Regions from separate parts of the Homo sapiens genome. Here region 2 is linked to region 1. The links are chromatin loops, found by intact Hi-C in ENCODE. Cell type or tissue: OCI-LY7. All regions are shown on one strand.

Region 1 (2,500 bases):
TTTTACCTTTAAAACCTGGCAGCTGGGTGTTGTCGTACTCACTCTGAGAAAGGACCTAGTTCTGTTTCTCCCAGGAAGAGGAAGGGCCCGACCCAGGAAGCCCCTGGGTGCTGGGTTCTCATGTCAGCCCCTGGGTGCAGCTGGGAACTCCTGTCTTCTTATACAGGAGTCTTGTGGCTTTTCAGTTTTCACTTCACTATTACCTCTTATACAAATGAAGCCAGCCTACATCTTCATGATGCTTATTAATTTATGCTGATTTTAATAACACTGTTACCAAGGTCAGTTTTACCCCTGGGGGTGGGTACAAACCAAGATTTAATACAACTGAGTGACTTTTTCCACCAGATAATTAGATGACAGTTAGAAACCACGGTGTCTGCTGCCTGGGCTTCTCTACTGCTTCCCCAGGCTCATAACAGAGGCTCTGCAGTGGTGCTTCATTCAGAGGCACCTGCAGCCCCTCAAGAAATGCTGCTGCCTCAGAGCCTGTGACCCATGGGGCTCAGGGGCTATGGCTGGGCCCTGCTGGAGGTGTCAGGCTCTGCTGGTGGCATCTGACAGGAGGAAGCACTGAGGACATTCCCCGATGTCCAGGCTGAGGCCTCTCAACTTCCCCCTGGGGGTCCTTTTCCCTGGGGGTACTTTAGGTACAAGGGAGGGAGGAGGGCATCTAGGGACGGTTGCTGCTGCTCCTGCCTCCTTAATGGAGCAGACCCATGCTACTTCTGTGGAAGTGGCCTCTCAGCCTCCCCTCCCTGCCTTTTCTCTACTGGGGACTCTTTCAAGGCCTGATCTTTCCCATAACGGGACAAGTAAAGTACTTAGGGGTTGAGTCTAGCGGGGCAGAGGAAGAGGAATGGGAGGGGAGAGGCCTTTGGCTTTACCAAGGAGCTGCCCCCAAGGCCTGCTCCTTGGTAAATCCCAACCCAGGTGTTTTGGGTTGAACCTTGTTCCTGGGGAACTTTCTGCGTTCCTGGGTTCCCTCTGAGGACCCTCCATAGCCCAATCTGGGCCTGGTCACCCCTTGCCGTCTCCCCCCTGCTCCCCATATACAAGACTGTCCCTGAAGCAGGGAGGGGATGGAGCGGGGAGGGTTACAGGCAGAAGGAGTGTCCCTGCCTGGAGACTGTGAGGGGCTAAATCCCAGGCAGAGAGGACCCAGCCTCCCAATCCTCCTACCCTTGCAGAACCCAGCTCCATGGGGGCTCAGCCTCTGCAGAGGTGATCCTGCTCTTCTAATGTCCAGAGTGACTGTTGCTCAGCAGTTACCAGCAGTTCCTGGCCAGGGCCACAAGACTCCACCCTTACGCTCTCATGGCATCTTCAGTTTAGCCCATGACCCCAGCTCTGGGTAGGTCCGGGTCTGGGGTGGGGGCCTAATGCAAAGTCCAAGGGCTATACCTAGGATACTGCCTCCTGGGGCTGCCCCTAGGCTTCATGTCTACACCTCCATCCTGCCGCCCTCATGTGGCTGCCTGGTTTTTAAAACTAGGTAGTTGAGCACACATGCTTGTATTTTCCTCATCATCCTAAACAGCACCTCTTTGAAATTTGCCTTTTCTTGCCCCTGCCATGTATATCCCATGCATAAGTCCCAGGTATCATCATTAAAACATGACTTGTGAGAATACAGGGCAAGTATAGGGTAGTGCTTTTCTCTTGGCCTGGGCAGAGGGTATGTATTTGTTGAAGGGTACACAGCCACCTCCTTACACAGAAGTAGATCTACATACAGCACATTTTATATATGTACTCTAAATATTGGGGGCCTGGGAAGAATCCTTTTTTTTTTTCCACTGTTTTTGGAGTCAGGGTCTTGCTCTGTCACCCAGGCTGGAGTGCACTGGCACCGTCATAACTCACTACAGCCTCAAACTCCTGGGCTCAGTTGACCCTCCTGCCTCAGCCTCCTAAGTAGCCAGAACCACAAGCACAAGCCACCATGCCTAGCTAATTTTTAAATTTTTTTAAAAGGTGGGGTCTCACGATGTTGCCCAGGCTGATCTTGAACTCCCAGGCTCAAGCAATCCACCCACCTTGGCCTACCAAAGTGCTAGGATTATAGGCCACCATGCTTGGCTGAATTGATTTTTTAAAATCCTATTTTGAGATTGTCTTTTTAAGATGAAATGGTCTTAGAAGGCAGCTATTCATTTGGAAGAGTGATTGCAGATTGGAAAGTAGTGTGCACATCATGCTGTGGAATGACTCCTGTTGTGCCCCACGAGCTTGAGTGCGGTCTGCTGCATGGGCTTCTGGCACATCCATTGTTTTTTACTGTGGCGTGTGGGCTTGTGGTGGTGGTGTTTCTTTCCGGGGTGCTTTGGTTTTCGGTTTTTGCATGTTTGCCACATAATCCAGCAAGGGAAGGGGTAGTGGTGGTTTCTTGATGAACCACTTTGGGACTTCCCTGGGAAGGGGCCAATGGGGAAGATTCTCAGCCCTGACCAAGGTGACTGTCATCTCCAGGGGAAGTGATGGAGGATGTGGTGAGAGG
Region 2 (2,500 bases), 62 kb before region 1:
TGCTTGTTAAATAAACTTTTAAATTTTAGAATAGTTTTAGATATACAGAAAAGTTGCAAAGAGTGCCTGAAGTTCTCCCATATGATACCTCCTGCCAGGCTGTTGTTAACATGTTAATCACCATGGTACATTGTAGTGTGTTAATTGTAACCAAAATTGATACATTATTCACCAAATTCCATGTTTTATTCACATTTCCCTAGTTTTTAACCTAATTGTCTTTTTCTGTTCTGGGATTCTATCCAGGATACCATGTTATGTGTATTTGTCATATCTCCCTAGGCTCCTTGTGGTTGTGAGTTTCTCAGAATTTCCTTGTTTTTGATGACCTTGACAGTGTTTAGAGACAGAATCAATTTTTATTTTATCTTATTTATTTATTTTTTTTGAGACAAGGTCTTGCTATGTTGCCTACACTGGTCTCAAACTCTTGGACTCAAGCAATTAGCCTGCCTCAGCCTCCCAAAGTGCTGGGATTTCAGGCGTGAGCCACCATGCCTGGCCTGTCTTATTTATTTAGTCATTTATATCAATATGGACTCAATGGTTTTTTTGTTGTTGTTGTTATTTGGGTTATAATTGTCAAAGTTGAGTCAAATATAGAGACAATTCTCTGTTTTATTTGGGAAGCAAGAATTGCAGTTCTGGGCATATACACAGACTGGATGGTCTTCCATATGTCTGAAGAACAAAGAAGGTTGGAGGTTTTATAAAAAGCAGAAATGTTACCCATTGTTTTGAGAGACAGTTCATTGGTACTAGTAATGTTTCGAGGAGCTGGCAAGCTCTGATTGGTGAGTGTAAAACTATTCTTAGACTCACAGCAGCTTGTTTCAGTAGCTATTAGATAAAACTGGTTTCAGGTCACAATAGGCAGTTTCAGCAGCTGGACTTGCGGAGAATTACCTTCCTGTGGCAGTGTTACGTGCCCAGGGTGCTCTGTCCCTGCTTGGCTTCTTGATTCTGTTTTAGTTGGATATGACAGGAATAACCCAATCCATATGATCAACTTTTATGTAATCCAGTACTAGGGTATTCATTGTGTTGCTCAGATTGTTCCAGCTTTGGCCACTGGGGGCTCTTTCAGTTAGCTCGTGTTCCTCTGACATACCTCCATTATTGTGGGTTGTTTGATTTTTGAGTACTTCCTTATTGGCACTGCAAGATACTCCAGGCTCATCTTGTGTATCTCCTATCCCAGCCCTAGAATCACCCATTTCTCCACAGAACCCTCATCCCTTTTATTGGAGTGTAGTCTTAGAAATCAAGATATGGGTGCCAAGTGGCTAAAGTTATTGTAATCTCAATTTATGTGTACTCAGCTGAGCAAAAGCAAAGCATCCAAATGGCAGCGGCAGCAAGAACTACCTGAGGATTTCTCTCCATTTGCCAGTTCTGTGTTTCCTTCTTGGGCTTTACCCACACAGTTTTCTAGTTGCAGACCTGTTGTGCACCTCATTCGGAGTTCTGTACCCGAAATTGTCTCTGTCACGGTGATGTCTTTATGCACAGGCACTCACTCTGAAGTCACTCACCCTCTCACCAGCTCATGGTGGAGATGCAGTAAAAAGATCTTGAATAAATGAGTTCTGCTAGTTCCTCTCTGAGTCCTGTAGTGGCTCTAGGTCAAAAGCAGTAAAACCTAACCAGAGGAAAAAACCAGAGGGGAAAATATTTTGGACACACGAGAAGCTATGTAGACAGGAAGCAAGTGGGAGCTCCTTGGAGAGGGGAGTTGCTTGAGACTGAAGTTCAGGGAAAGGACCAGGAGACTGGGTTGGTACTGGTTCCTGCGGGCTGGAGGGGGTGGAGTAGGGAGTGTTGTGAAAGTTTCAAGCACAGAGGACTGAATGGAAGCCTCACAATGCAACCTAAGGACTTTGGATTCTTGCTTTTGAGTACATGCACTGTGTGTGTGTGTGTGTGTGTGTGTGTGTGTGTGTGTGTGTGTGTGTGTAAATGGTGTAGTTTGTTGGCTGTCAGCCTTACTAGGAGGCTGGTTTGGAGCCTGTTGCCTTAGCTCTGTGGGGTGATGATGGGAATAGTGAAAAAGAGGGTGACAAAAGCAGAGAGTCTCAAAGAGGGGACAGAACTCAGTGACTGACCAGTTTGGTTGATGGTTGGAAAGAGGTGTCAGATACATCTGAGCTCCCAAGAATGGTGGTACCTGGAAGGGAGAGAAATCAGGAGGAGCCAGTTCTGAAGGGAATGTGGTCTCGGGTCTCAGTGGATACCAGGAGTTCAGGGGCGGGTGACTGGGTAACTTGGAAATACAGGACTGGGCCTTAGGAGTGTCATTAGGGCCAGGCCAAGAGGGGTTTTGGCATCATCTCCTGGATGGCCTTAGTGGATAAAACTGACAAGGCTGCAGAGTGGAGGGATATGCCAACACCCAGCCCTGGCTTGAACCTGTCCCTGTCCCTTGATGTTGGGAAGCAGAGATTCCCTGTCATGTCAGATGACTCAGAGGGGCCCTAGGATGCTGAGGCACCAAGTGAGG

What was found. A loop is a pair of places that touch in the nucleus more often than their neighbours do. Peaks named below come from ENCODE experiments on the same cell type or tissue, not always from the same donor. Only the 100,000 strongest peaks of a DNase experiment are listed, where the experiment ranks them.
Region 2: a loop joins it to region 1, with 2.9 times the contacts of the local background. A loop is called at or near these places in 3 of 110 quality-filtered maps.

The regions. Positions count from the first base shown.
Region 1 is chr2:98,549,166-98,551,665 of GRCh38, forward strand. All of the region lies in intron 13 of INPP4A (inositol polyphosphate-4-phosphatase type I A), which reads left to right. Among named protein-coding and RNA genes, the nearest start is that of COA5, 58 kb to the right of the region's middle. In OCI-LY7, CTCF peaks have their summits at 1,452 (motif pointing left) and 1,671; DNase peaks (open chromatin) are centred at 136 and 386; H3K4me3 peaks cover 469 bases; H3K27ac peaks cover 1,344 bases.
Region 2 is chr2:98,487,028-98,489,527 of GRCh38, forward strand. All of the region lies in intron 1 of INPP4A (inositol polyphosphate-4-phosphatase type I A), which reads left to right. Among named protein-coding and RNA genes, the nearest start is that of INPP4A, 43 kb to the left of the region's middle. RefSeq lists an enhancer at 956-1,035. In OCI-LY7, CTCF peaks have their summits at 1,071 and 1,272; a DNase peak (open chromatin) is centred at 1,094.